Regions from separate parts of the Homo sapiens genome. Here all the other regions are linked to region 1. Evidence: chromatin contacts called from ENCODE Hi-C or POLR2A ChIA-PET data. All regions are on one chromosome and are shown on one strand. Each heading gives the region's core, a stretch centred on a gene start or an enhancer-like site at or near the end of the contact. The rest is flanking DNA. Distances are from core to core; before and after follow the strand shown. Region 1 holds the start of MEF2C-AS1 (MEF2C antisense RNA 1). Region 2 has its middle 28 kb from the start of MIR3660. Region 3 overlaps LOC102724637 (a long non-coding RNA gene).

Region 1 (4,723 bases), core at 684-3,183:
GGCTTTTTAACTGCATTATCTTTAGTTGAAACTGATGGAGAAACAAAAATACTGCTTATACCATATTGGTACATGCTGAATGTTTTTAAAGACTAGCCAAAACTGACATTTTTTAAAATTAAATAAGATGTTTTAGTTTCAAATTAGAGATTGTTGATCTATTTAAAGCTAAAATTGGTATGCAATACGAGGTTAAACGGGGTTCACAGGTGGTCACATTTCCATGTCCTACCAAGTCTCTAGGGATTGGAGTTATTATACTCCACATAAACATCTTTACTCTGCAACCACAATTCCATTGCAAGGTGCCAGTGAAAGTAGGCTAGTCGCTTTTTTTTTTTTTGGACTGGTATAATGAGGTGGCTGGAGTTTCCTTTATAGCACTTAGAAATTATATGCAGTCCCCAAGCATTTCATAAGACAGTTACTATTAGAGTTAGTTTCAGATTCACAATAGTAAAACGCACTTTGTGTCAAAGCAATTCTCCACTGAGGACCGGTTAAGGAACTGGCAGAGAGCCCAATTCTACTTAGTCTACTGTCAGCATTTACATATAAAGTATTTTATACAAAAGACACGCATTCCTAAAATGTGACAAAAAAAGGCTCTCCCCAAAGAATGATAACTACTGGACTTAGAATAGTCAGAAGTGATTCAGATATAAAATTTCCTTTAAAAAGCAATAGCCATGTTCAGGGAAGGAAGGTAACATTAGCATTAAATTTAAATACTTCCACAATATTTAATAATAAAATAAACAATGTGCCACATCTATATATACTTCCTTTGTGACAAACTTTATCATCGAGTTTGGTAACTTTCATTCCAAGTCCAAAGAGAAGGCAATTTAAGTGACTTAACCTTGCTTGCTTTTAAACAGCTATGTATTTGACTTGACCTGAACAGCAATCCATATGCTGAAATCGAACGTGAATTGTGAAATGTGTAGACTACTATGGCAGGGATATTACTTTTTGTCCACACCAATTAAGAAGCCCTCTGTCAAGCCGGCACTTTGGTGAGGGAAGGAAATGCACAAAGGTATACTCTGACAGACAGCCATGCTTTAGGTCAAACTAATCCCAAGAATTAGTGGCTCAGAAGCATAACCCAGGGCAAATCAGTGTCTTTGGGGGGACTCATGGGAGCATCTTTCCACAGTGAACTAACTGCTAAATCTTAAGGCGTCTACTTCAAGGTCACAGAACATGCTGTGAAATATTAAAATCCACCAGGCTCCACACGCTCCACCATATCAAACATGCTAATGACGTGAACTAACTTCATGAAACTTTAAATACACTGGTGTGACAGGAACGAGTCAGGAGTGATTTCAATAGCTGATGGCAAACGGATACGACTATCTAAAAAGTTACTTTTAGCAACAAACAAGGAAATCATGGAATCTAACGAAAAAGAATGCACAACGAGCCTCAACTTCAGCCTTCAAAAAAGGCACAGGGATAGATAGACACAGTGCCGTGGAATATATTGATGCAGATTTTAGAGACAATACCCGGGTTTTCTATTTCCTCGAGAAATATCAGGGGTACTTACATGAAGGAAGACCCGATCAGATTAGTCCTTGGGATATTTTCCTTTCTTAAGAGAGAGAGAGAGAGAAAAAAAAAATAACAACAATAATCTTTACTTCGTCCAGCGTTGAAGTGCTTCTCCACCTGATTCAAACATGCAGCCACGGCGACCCACACAGAACCTTCAAAGTCAATCCAATAGCAGCCCGAAGATGTCTGGGTGTACGCGTGTGCTCAAGTGTCTGTGACTGCGAGCAGAGCGAGCAGAGAGCTGGAGACGATGTGTGCGTGTGTGCGCGCGCGCGAGGGGAGCGCGCGCGAGGGGGGGGGCGCGGGGCCGCGCATTCGCGCGCGCCGAGGCCGCTCGGAAGAGGAGGAGGAGGAGGAAGAAGGAGGAGGAAGAGAAGGAGGAGGAGGAGGAGGAGGAGAAAGTGGCTCTCAGCGGCCGGTCGGATTAAAAGTAACCAGACTCGTCCAGAAAACTGCGTCCAGGAAGGAAGTGACAGAAGACGAATGGGAAAAGGAGAACAGCTCACAGCGTTTGAAACATCGCGTAAAAAAGACTGGGGGTGGTGGGGGCGGGGGGGATTGAAGGATACTGGGAGGGGAGGCGGGGGTGGTAGGGAAGACGGAGCACGAATGGTTGGGGTTCTAAGCAGCACGTCCGATGAAATGTCTTTTGCCTCCTTTTTTCCCCCTTTATTTAATTTTGTCCTTGCCTTTGCTTCGCGCTGCCTTTTTCTCTCCGTCTCTCTCTCCCCCACAATCCCAAACCGTTGACTCTTTCCTCGCGAGCTGGAGAAATCATCAGTTTCACTCTTGCAAAAGGGGGGCGGGACTAGACCTCGGAGCATTTTAATAAAACAAACATACAGCAGCTCCCTCCTCACCCCTCCAGTCTCAACTAGATTGATAAATTACTCCACTACACTACTTTAATTATGTATATGGTATGCAGAATAAATCACTGAACATCAGTACCTCAATCAAGCACTTTTAAATGATAATTGCATCTTGGTGAATCAATCTTTCCATTCCTGACATTTTGCTAATTTTAGTTTTACGGTGGGGTAATAGCACATGCCATACGCAAACCTAATGACAATTCTTTATTGCACGAAATGAAGACAACACGGCGAGCTGCGGCTCCCTGCTCCTCTCGCGGCGCCTCTGCGGAGGACGCTCGGAGAGAACCTAGTCTCCCGCTGCGGCGCGCTCGCTTGCTCTCCGGGGACGCTGCGAGCCAGCCAGCAGGAAAGTCCTTCTAAAGTCGGGATCTTTCCTCTGACCAATAGGAGCGCGACCCTAATAGTTGCTCTTGTGACTTTTCCCCCTTTTGGACACGCGTTAGCCACTTCTCTCTTCCACCGGTCGGTGCGCTCCTCCGTTACTCACGCGTAAAAACCACGGTCCAGGATGTCTGCAGCACTCGATTCCAGCGTGCTTTTCCTGCACGCCCAGAAGTCGCGGTTTTCACCCTGAGAGGTTGGAGCGCTAGAAAGCGAGCCGAAAGGTTTCTCTAATGTTAGTAATGTACGAAATAATAAAATAATTACCAGTATTTGAGATCTCGACTTCATCGCGGGGCCATGAACTTTCTAATCAGTTTGGAAATATTTACCGAGGAAGCAGCTTCCTCGGAGTTCCCCCCCTCCCCCCACTCTATCTTTTCCACACCTTACTGGACTTCATCCAGGTCATTAACATGTAAACCAAACCAACTTCCCAAATGCATTAGGCTACCCTAGCCGATAGCTGATGACTTCACTTATCCTGAAGAGTTTCAGCTGCACAGGAAGCAGAAATAGAGACTGATAAGGGAGGATACTTATGTTAAGGTTAAAGCATGATAAACACTTTTCCTTACAAAAAAAAAAAAAAAAGGCTTTAATATTTAGGCTACTAGAGATTGGGCACCTCCCGCCCTAACCAACTGTTAATATATACCATGCCCAATAAAGCCAAAGATAAAATACATCAACTAGTATAGAATCATGAAAAGACAAGATTGCATGCCAGTAGAATTATAGATTACATAAAATGTTTAAACCAAACTATTTTTTAAAAAATATTGTGAAAGCAAGAAGGGAAAATTAATAGAACATGGAATATATGAGATTAGACAATAGTATATTGAAATATCTAGCTAACTAAAGATTTCCTCACTTTAGAAAATTCCTTTTAGCACTACGTTTAACCCAATGACTAGTTGTATTTCCTGTTAAGTTCAGCAATATGCCTCCAGATGACTATTTTAATATATGAGGACAGTATGGTTCAAAAAGCCTCCTGCTTCAATGTAGGAGGTATTTGATGTGAGTAGCTTCTCTCAGAAGAGTGGCCTCAACATTTAGGCAACTGTCCCAAGGCTTCACTTGAAAGGGGAAGGTTTATTTTATAGGCAAGTACAACTAGATCTGAACAATCTTCAAGTTCCAGCTCATCATTGTGACTATCAGCAAAACTAAGACCATTCCCTCCCTTTTATTATAGGAATGCATCACAAACTGTCACAAAGCAAAAACCATCTGAAATAGTAGTATTTCTTGCAGATTAGTATTTACAATGTATTTTGTTTGCCGGTTTTTCAAATGTTGAGTTTGCCATTACCATGAATTCATTTTAATAATATGGCAGAGAACATCTGTATCAGGTTTCCATTCAAAGTACAACTTCTCTGAAAATCCAAAAATTTAAAGGGCAAAGATATTTCGAATACTAAGATATGTCTATATATGGTGGTAAAAATAAAATTAATTTTCTTCAAGATTCACGAAGGTCCTGAAAAAGCAAAGCATTTGAAGGACCATCTAAGTTTATTGCCATAATACCTAAAATTAATGCAGTGAGTTACAACAGTCTATTTGACATGAGCAAACACATAGCCAATACATGAATTTCAGCCCTGCTGTTTTTAATGAATTATAGAGGGTATTTCTGTTTACCACAGTACACTTCAGTTTTAGATGTTCTTTCAAAAAGAAATTATTTTATTTTACCTTTTCATATTTTAAATAATTATTTAATAATACCCATTATAACAAACCCATAATTATTAATGATACTGCAAGCATTCAAAAATAAGTATAACCCCACACTGGATAATTTGAAAATAATTTGGATCTGGAATGTATCACAGTTGGCCTTTTAAAATACAGGATTTTCCCCTCAGCAGATTTAGCTTCTT
Region 2 (4,723 bases), core at 1,052-3,551, 1.1 Mb after region 1:
ATTTTAAATGTGGTAGTGTTTGTCATTTTAAGTCTGTTGACAACTATGTTTGGTCACATTTTCCCCCCAGTGTTTGTTGGAATAGAATTCCAATTCTAGAGTCACTTTAGAGTGGAAAGAGCAATTTTTTAAATATAAAAGTTAATACCAAATGCTTAACTCTCAATAGCTGTTAAAGTCTCCTTCCTTTTTAAAGAATGTGCTGTATCAATATAGCTTCAATATTCTTTACCAATAACAACTACATGCAAGGTTTCACTAGACCACCAAAATCAGCAGTCACCTAAATTCTCTACCTGGGCTAAGTGTGTCAGTAACTAGCTCTAATCCTCCCACTTACTTTCAACTTTTTCTTTTCATTTGGAACTCTGACATACATTGATATATGTATGATTTTTTTCTTAAGCCCTTCGAAAAAACTAACAACAGGTAATTAAACACCAAATAACAGGGGAATGGCCATCAGATTATCCCGATTACAGTAGCTTTATTTGGAGTAACTTTCCCTCTTACTTGCCAAAGGCTGTGTAGCTAATAGGATTATTGATGTGGAACAGGAAATGGAGAACAGTTGTCAAGGTGGGGCATTTTTTTTAACCCAGGTAATCAACAAAGATTCATATGTTGGTCATGTTGGTCTTCATACAGAATAGTTCACAATAAGAATACTTCAGATTATAACATTTGCTCTGCATGCAGTAGTACAGACAGGCCATTGCCTCTGAGTGATGGGATCATCACTCACCTTGGGCAGAGGGCAGAGGGATGACTTTGAGAAGATAAAGTCTGGATCTGGGCTGGTTACCACCTGTTCTGGGTAGCCTGCTTGCTCTGACCAGTCTATACATTAATTCATACACATAATAATGAACATAATGGTCTCCAGTCTTAATTTGTTTCATGCTACTGTTTTCTCCCCTCACTTTATTGAAGTATAATTGACAAATAAAAACTGTATATATTTAAGCTGTAGAATATGGTTGTTTTGACACACTTACCTATTGTGAAGTGATTACCACAATCAAGCTAAAATTAACACATCCATCACCTCTCATAGTTACCATTTGTGTGTGTGTGTGTGTGTGTGTGTTGGGGGGTGTTATATGTGGTGAGAACACTTACGGTCTACTCTCCTAGCAAATTTCAAGTATACAATACATTATTATTAACTCCTGTCATCATGCTGTACATTAGATCTCTAGAACTTATTCATCTTGTAACTAAAAGTTTGTACTGGCTGACGCTGTTTTTCTAATGACGTTATTTTCCTAATGAAGTTTTAAATTATTTTTTAAATTCCAGGAAAAGTATTTGTAACAAATATAGAAGTTCTCTAAAGTTTTGCTGTCCTTTAAAATACAAGTCAAGGATCAATTATCAAAACAAAGTCATTCTGTTAATCAGTTTACAAAGGTGCGAATTGTTTGTCAGAATACAATGCCAGGGAGGCTGCTTTGTTTAATGACAACCCTAACAGCAAGAATCCCTGGGGCAGGAAGTAAGTAATCAAGAATCCATCTCTGAAACTTTTAAGAATGCTGGCAACAGTCTATTATAATGCATGGTTATGGGGAGACCTTGTACAGAGAACAATACACTGAAATAGACCAGACTTGTTACGAAACAATAAACTTAAATATAGCTTTGGACCTGACACAGCTAAGTAATTTTGCCTTCTAGGATCCAATTTAACACTCCGGGCTAAATATTTCAAACAGATTTTTTTTTTTTTTTTTTTTTTTTTGCTGTCCACATTGCATGCCTGAATGCATATATCATAATTACATTCTGGTGTGCAACTTCAGCAATGTGTGTAGGTCCACGCAGGGTCATGATGTCATTAAAACCCAACTAGAACTGCTGAGGAGATGTAAAGATTGTTTGATCAATCAGATATTTGAATGTATCGATGCACTCATCCTGTGTTAGAAGAGATAAAGGATACTAAAAATTTGTTATAATACATTCTGCAAATATAGCAACAGGATATTTATTGTATGCAAGTGAAATGTCAAATGAAGAGAGCCATATAATTTCAGAGGAAGGACAAGAGTGAAGCTGAACTACAGAATTGGGTTTGAACTGAGCTTCACAGGCTCAGTGAGGAAAAGTGGAGAGGGAGAGAATTGCATGTTACACAGCAGACAGCTCAGTCCAACACCTGCGCTGAAAATAGGGGTTCCTGAGAACGAGTAGTGGAAGATAAATCCAGAAAGGCAGGTTGAGAGCCAAGCTGGCCTTCCAAACAGGATTCTTATTTTTTCAGCAATGTCCCATGACTTTTGGAGAATGTTGTGAGGGTTACATGACGAGCATCATTTTCCCCAACACAGAGGTGGGGTCAGGAATGCTGGGAAGAGGTCAGGGTCACTCAGAGAGTGACACAGGGAATGGCAGAGAGTCCTGTTTCCCAGTCCAGCCATCTCGCAGCCAAGATATACTACAAACTCCCTCCTCTTTCCCAGGTTCCAAAGTACTGAAATGGAATGACCATGCCGAAATGCTGGAACTGCCCCTTATTTTTTCCTTTCCCTGTGACGAGAAAGAAAAGAGAGGAGGACTATTGAACTTTAAACTTCCTGATAAACTATAATGTGGGAAAGTGCCATTTTTAGGTTTACATGAAGGAGCTACCTCTGAGAATGGCCTCTTGGCCTGTGAAAAACTAGAAACATCCCAGGAAGTCACTGAAATGTTGTATTACTGTGAGAATTTGTATAAAAATAAACACTGGATTATTTCAGGCCTAGTCCCTTGAGAAAATGAGCCAGAATTACTCAGAACTACTAGCCTAATCTTGACAGAACAGAGGAAATTAGCAACTGAAGCCAGATTTTTTTCCCTTCTAAAAAAATGAAAAAAAAAAAACCCCACTATTTATGATATTTTGGAAAATGAAAAAAAAAATCAGGTTAACTCATGTGATTCCAAATGACCCTAAAATTAAGATGGCTGAGTTCTCTGATGAGAAAATGCAGTACAGATCATTGCCCCTTGGAAGGTGTCAGCTGGAAGCTACAAAGGCAGGAAAGCTTGAACCCATAGATTCAAAAAGTCACATAATTTAGCTGCCTATAAACCCTATTCTCTAGAGCTTGGTGGATTTTTTTAAGCTCTGCTCAAAAATTTTTTTTCCAAGAGACATAAAGATTTAAAAGCCAAAGGAAGCACATTCTATCACATGTCACTATGGGAACTGCTCCCAGGCATGCTCAACAAAGTGCTTCCTTTCCACTGAAAAATAATTTCCCATTGAATCTCTGGTTTGAAAGAACTCTACTCATTGAGAATGCCAAATCACTCCACTACTGAATTCATATTTGTAACAAGAATTCCTAAACAACAGCTCAGAGTCATTTATTGAAATGTTAAAGGTAATTTCCTCTTCTAGGCAATTTCTTCTTCATCCTCTATACTTTAGTTCTATCAATATGGCATATACACATTTGGTACCTTCTCCATGCCCAGAACTGTTCTTTCAACTGTAACAGTGTAAGCCATAAGCCTCTGCTCAAGGAATTAGGCCACACAGGCAGAGCTGTTGGATGCGTAGTGTCCTGGGTTTGTTTTTTTTTTCTTTTTTTCTGGGGCCACAGAGATAATCCAGGGCCTTCCATGGATCCGAAAAGGCAGATAAAGTCAACATCATACCCCCTGTTTTTCCCTGCTAGCTGTGACCTTATAATTCTTAATTCAGACAGTGAAACAGCTGATTGCCAACTCTTTTCTTTGCAGGATAATCGGAGTGATATACACCCGTGGGTGCTGTTGTTCACCCTGTGTCACATGGATTCACTTCTTCATTTGTCCAGATGCAGCTACTCCAGGGTTCCAGTGGGCCTCACTTCCTGAAGAGAAACTTAGAAAAGGGAGGTTTCCAAAAAAAACTGTATTTCCCATCCCTGAGGTTATCTCTAGGCCATAAGTGGTATTCACTATCTCCTTCCTTCACTATCCATTCTAATTTCCCCTTGCCCTCATGGATCCCCTCTCCTGGAATGGTATCTTAATTGGTGGAATGACACAAAACTTTCATTCTTAAAGGATCTGGGCCCTGATGACCACCCTTTTCTCAGGCTGGAGTTGCTACATTTATGCATTCACAGCCATAATTACACAAAGGAACATGCCAGGAAATGTCCAAATAGATCAACTGAGTGTATTCTGGTCTCCCTCATTGAATAACAGTAGTCCTGCCTGCTCCTGCTATTCAAGTCAATCACTCCTGTAACATAGTAATTACTCTTCTAACCTGTTGGGTCCTGGATACAGGACATCCAAAGTGCTCAAGCAATAGCCAGAGATTGGATCTCAATGATATCCATGCTGTGTCACTAAGGAGGGTGTGCTATACTTAGGAACCAGGATCTCTACCCTAGAGAGCCCAGAGTGGAAAGGACAGGGAATGCAAAGTCCCCCAACAGGTCATTGGAAATGACGGCAAGTGGGACTACTTCTGCATCCAAACCTTGGTTCCTAGACCCATGAATTTCTCCATCAGACACAATGCCATAGAGCGGTATCTGATTTGCAGAATATACTACATCTTGGAGCAATGTGCCATATCCTTCCAGAGCATTACCCTTCACCAGGGCATTCATATGCATTAGTCAGGCCATTCTAACACTCTGTTCATCTGGTAGCCTTTCCATGTTGTGGTATTTAGTGTACTCAGTAGATCCCATGGTCGTTGTCCTGCTCCTACACTTCTTTAACTGTGAAG
Region 3 (4,723 bases), core at 744-3,243, 1.0 Mb after region 1:
CAGCTGCCTAATTTGCAAACCTCAGTATAAAAACAAAATGTGGTGCCCCTTTGTTCAAAAATAACTGGGGGAAAATGAAGTTAAAAGTACTAAAATGTAACCCATTTTGCTTTACTTCTCAATCTCATTTTTAACCCTATACTTCAAATTGCTTTCAACTCAGTATTGTCTCACTATAAAGATGGAGTTTTTCCAATAATGCAATCCTCTCCTGCTTCTTCTTCTCCTCCTTCAGTGAATTACCATGTCTCTTATATTCTGTCATTCACAAGTATAGGAGTGATCAACAATTCTGAAATACCAATCTCCTTTAAAAAAAGTGCCCATCTTGTTTATATTTAGTTACTTCTAGAAGAACTATACTTCAAATTGCTTGAAATGTCTTTTTTAATTTGCTATTTAATATCTCACTCCTTCAGGCACAAGGATACTTGCTAGGCAAGCTGCACATAGGGACAGCGAGTTGCCATGACCTCTCCCAAAACACAAGGGGGTGTAAGTGTCCAAACCCTGATCTTTCCATGCCCCTGGTCCTCTCGGGGACTGATATAATGTAAATTCTGTTATTCAGAAAGACTGCAATATTCCATTGCAATATTATCACTTGCAATGGAAATACTGGGTTGTAGTGAAGGTAAGATCTTGAAGAGTCAAACACAAATGAAAGTACTTGAAACATACTTAAGAAGATACAATAAAACTAAAATAATTATGTAGCTTTTTTTTTTTTTACTTAAAGGTAATATTGCATCAATCATAGATCTAGAGATAGTCAAGACAGAGCTGATGAACCTCTTCCTATTCTTTCATTTTTTAAAAAAATAAATTTCTAGTTAAATTCCAAGATTTCTGTCTAAGCCACAATGTTTTCACTCAACATTTAATGCACGACCCTTTTGTGACAGGCACATACCTGAATACATTAACTCCAAAACTGAAATGTGGACCACAATATAACTAAAATTTATCTTTCATACAGTACAGTCTTTTTAGAATGAAAGTTTCATATTCCCCATGAAACAGGACTTTTAAATTCAGCATTTTTCAATGTCCCAAGTACTGCTTTATTTTAACACTCTAAACCTTAAGACAGAAGTGTTATTATTCTGCATTAGTAGATGAGGTAACCAAAGACCAGAGCTCTTAAGCAATTCCTAGAGTTGCACAGTGGGAGACTGAGCTTTCAACTCAGTATTGTCTCGCTATAAAGATGGAGTTTTTCCAATAATGCAATGCTCTCCTTCTTCTTCTTCTCCTTCAGTGAATTACCATGTCTCTTATATTCTCTCATTCACAAGTATAGGAGTGATCAACAATTCTGAAATATCAATCTCCTTAAAAAAAGTGCCCATCTTGTTTATATTTAGTTACTTCTAGAAGAACTATACTTCAAATTGCTTGAAATGTCTACAAGAAATTTTGAGTGTGATGTTAGTAAACAGCAATCCTTGCACATATCACTGGCTGTAAATATGAACCATAAATTCCTCACTTAAACATATAAAATCAAGCATGGAATTAGGTTATTCAAAGAGGCAAGTCTGTGACAATATTATTTACTATCTTATTTGCAAGGATCACATCTTCTAAAAACTAACTGTTGTATGTTTGTCTTTAAAGAGGTCTATAGATAAAGGCAGTGATTTTCTGAATACATCAAAACCCTCATAGCATTCCTGAGGATCTACTGATTAACCCAGTAGGATATTAATTATGAACACATCTGCCATTCTTACTTTTTGTTCTTTTCCTTTAAATAGGAGTGGAGTAATTCAGACATGTGTGTATGATTAGGTGTAGCTAGCAGTGCATGATGAGCTAGATTTAGATACATTTATGAAGCATCAAATACAATGAAACAGTTTACTGGAAAACAAAACTTGTACTGGAGATTGGAACTCTTAAAGCAGGAGAAAGTTGTTTTTAAAAAAGCTTAACCTTAAATAAAACACATATGTGGTGGGTGAATGTGAAAGAATATACAGCTTCATTGTTTCTCGAGAACAAAAGTATTTATAGTTCTTCCGCTTTGTGACTCATCTCTCTGCTGTAAAATATTTGGGCTATTACTCATAATTACAAAAAAGGCATCGAAGAGAATGGCTTGACGTTAGTGCAAAGGACAAGGTGAACAAACTGGCATTTTATTTGTGACATTCTCATTTATAAGAAGTTGGACAATCTGTTTTTTGACTGCTTTCTTTCTCTGCAAAAATGACTATAATATAGCACTTAAAATAAATGATAATTCATGTGCCTCTAATCTAAAACGATCAAAACAGGCAAGATGCAAACAAGACACAGAGAGTGCAAAGAATGCAGCATACTGCAATAAATTCCCCTTATATTTATTTAACAATAAATATGCAAATTTGAGATAATTATGAAGACATGTGCTTTGAGGAGCAGAGAGACTACTCAAAAGGTATTTTGTTCAATCATCCTTTTTCTTTTGAGCTAAGATGAGAACCAGAAGGAAACAGATATAATAACAAAAATGGAGTAAGTATTGATCATGGATGAGAAGACTGAGATAATATAAAACCTCTAACTCAAAAAGCATTTTTTTCTGGTAGATGAAACTAAGTGATTCTAAATAATAACTTATTAGTAGAAAACAATTAATTTTATAGCCTTTTAATGGTCCTTTTAAGGGAGTAGTACACTCCAAAGTGAAGTTAATCCTCCACAACGATATTAGTTTTTCTTAAAGAAAATGCTAATTAATAAATAGTTGCTCTGAACCATTTAAAGAATAGAGAAAAAATGTCAAAATGTTACTAACTTCCCGGGAACACAATTTTAATATTGTTTTTCATGAGAATTACAGATTTTTGCATTACTTACTCTTGACTACAATGAGTATTGCATTTGATCAATTATATTTCTAATATTTTGCCATTAATTTTTTCCTCTTCCAGAAAGATGGTATTTAGCCAAATTCTTAGACTTCCTATTCATTCTAAAGGACAAGCTTTCATTAATGTACAAAGGGGCCACTCTTTAATGGCACAGAATACTAGAAAAAGCTCATTCTGAAATATTGTTAGGTAGCTGTTATAGACTAGAATTGTATTAAGGGTGCATATCACATATCCATATCAAAATATATAAAATACATACAGCAGGATTCCTTCAACATGATGAACTATCACTGGATAATGGCTTTATCTCCAACCATCTCAATCGTGGGTATTACAATGAAATCTGAAAAAGGTGAAAAGCACTGTCAACCTTTCTTAATATTGTTGGAAAATGCTGGCGTATTAGAGCTTAAGTGGTTCTTGAAGAAGTCTGTGTGTGTTATCTGGAACAGCCAGATGATTCTTTGCTGTGTGGGGCTGCCCTGTTCATTGTAGAATGTTTATCAATATCCCTGGCGTTCGTACACTAAATGCCAGTAGCACTAGCACCACCCATCCCCCACTCCACCCCATTTTTGAAAATAAAAATTGTATCCAGACATTGAAAATCTCCCCTGCAGGGCATTGAGAACTAGGGATGTAGATGATTTCAACTTTTCTCTCACTAGCCTCATTGTCTCTTCCAAAATCTATATTAAGACACACATCAATTCTTTAATTTATGATATGGCAAACATTCTGAATTAATAAAGTGATTCATTGCAAAGATCAAATTAAGGATATGATCTTTTAATTCAAGCCTAATAGCCTTAAGATAGCCACCATAAAATTGAGAGAGAAGAAGGTATTAGGAGCAAAGACATTTAGCAAATTAAAGGACAATGTCTAAAAAGAAATCTGGGGTGGACTTCTGGAATATGAAACTTACTGGAAGCATATAGATTTGAAACTTATTAAGTTTGTATGTCAAATGCATTGCCAAAGAAACCACATGACTGGTTGAAAAATCATCTGTCTGCTCAAGACTTAAAACAACTCTTTGGCCCCCAGCCTTTCAAGAGCAGGAAGTGAGCTGAAAACGAAGGTGCTATAGTTAAAAAGGGCACATTCCTAGACATTCACTTCGCATGGGACTACTGAGAACAATGCACAGAGAAATAGAGCAGAATCATTACCTAATTAAGGAAATTCCCACCCATTCCCTGCCCACCCTCTCACTCCCTCAAGATAGGGGGCCATCACCTTATCTATGCAATGGGATTTCAGATGTGCTATGAACCAAGGACTATGGACTGTTTCCAATTCTTTCCTTTTCCTAATTAGAGTATTCCATTGTTGTGTTTAGGGTGGAGGGCAGATACAATTTGTCTTTCAAGTTCATAGGATGCTGGAAAAAATGAAGACATAGTTGGACCTAATTCAGAGGCTCTCATGAGTCCAGAGTTCCTGGACTTTAAGTTGGACTCAGTGACTGAATAAATTTTAGGTTATCTTTCTTTGGAGGGGTTGAGTTTGTTCTCTGAGAAGGATAAGGAAATAAGCGAATATTTTGTGACTGGGAGGTTGGACTACGGCAGAAACATTTAATTGTCAAATATCTGCATGATCTTCTACATTTCCCAGCCTTCTTTACAGTTAGGTTAGAACTACGTGATGAGTCCTGGCCTCTAACAGCTATAAGAAAAAATGACATAAATCATTTCCAGGTTGAGGCAGTTTAGAGTACAGTGATTCCTCTAAAATTCTCTTTTTCTCTTTCATGACCCCCTTGGAACCTATGCATGAGATGGTGGAGGCAAAAAAATAGAGTGAATCATGATCTCAGAGTCACTGCTTAGAAAAAAATCCCTGCTGCCCTT

The links. A loop is a pair of places that touch in the nucleus more often than their neighbours do. ChIA-PET counts read pairs that join two places held with the same protein, here RNA polymerase II (POLR2A). Pooled maps may share reads with other maps.
Region 2: a map of heart right ventricle shows a loop between it and region 1 (2.9-fold over the local background). The contact joins the enhancer-like site here to the promoter of MEF2C-AS1 in region 1. A Hi-C loop is called at or near these places in 5 of 168 maps with a recorded cell type or tissue (aorta, chondrocyte, heart left ventricle and 1 more) and 11 of 50 pooled maps.
Region 3: a loop to region 1 is called in a map of endothelial cell of umbilical vein, with 6 times the contacts of the local background. The contact joins the enhancer-like site here to the promoter of MEF2C-AS1 in region 1. A Hi-C loop is called at or near these places in 4 of 168 maps with a recorded cell type or tissue (GM12878, cardiac septum, endothelial cell of umbilical vein and 1 more), 13 of 37 single-sample maps with no recorded cell type and 12 of 50 pooled maps. POLR2A ChIA-PET finds 5 or more read pairs at or near these places in 3 of 52 experiments (OCI-LY7, RWPE1 and endothelial cell of umbilical vein).

What each region holds. Positions count from the first base shown.
Region 1 is chr5:88,881,397-88,886,119 of GRCh38, forward strand. MEF2C-AS1 (MEF2C antisense RNA 1) reads left to right here and starts at 1,934. Exons shown (of 10, transcript NR_136219.1): 1 at 1,934-2,089. It overlaps MEF2C (myocyte enhancer factor 2C), which reads right to left and starts at 1,788. Exons shown (of 11, transcript NM_002397.5): 1 at 1,559-1,788. RefSeq lists an enhancer at 2,846-2,895.
Region 2 is chr5:89,986,815-89,991,537 of GRCh38, forward strand. No RefSeq gene overlaps it. Among named protein-coding and RNA genes, the nearest start is that of MIR3660, 28 kb to the right of the region's middle. Within about 2 kb of position 2,302, at least 3 of the 41 ENCODE cell types and tissues checked have a DNase peak (open chromatin) inside an H3K27ac peak, as active enhancers do; they include heart right ventricle, where a contact is called at or near this core.
Region 3 is chr5:89,928,883-89,933,605 of GRCh38, forward strand. All of the region lies in intron 2 of LOC102724637 (a long non-coding RNA gene), which reads left to right. Among named protein-coding and RNA genes, the nearest start is that of MIR3660, 85 kb to the right of the region's middle. Within about 2 kb of position 1,994, at least 7 of the 41 ENCODE cell types and tissues checked have a DNase peak (open chromatin) inside an H3K27ac peak, as active enhancers do; they include GM12878 and endothelial cell of umbilical vein, where a contact is called at or near this core.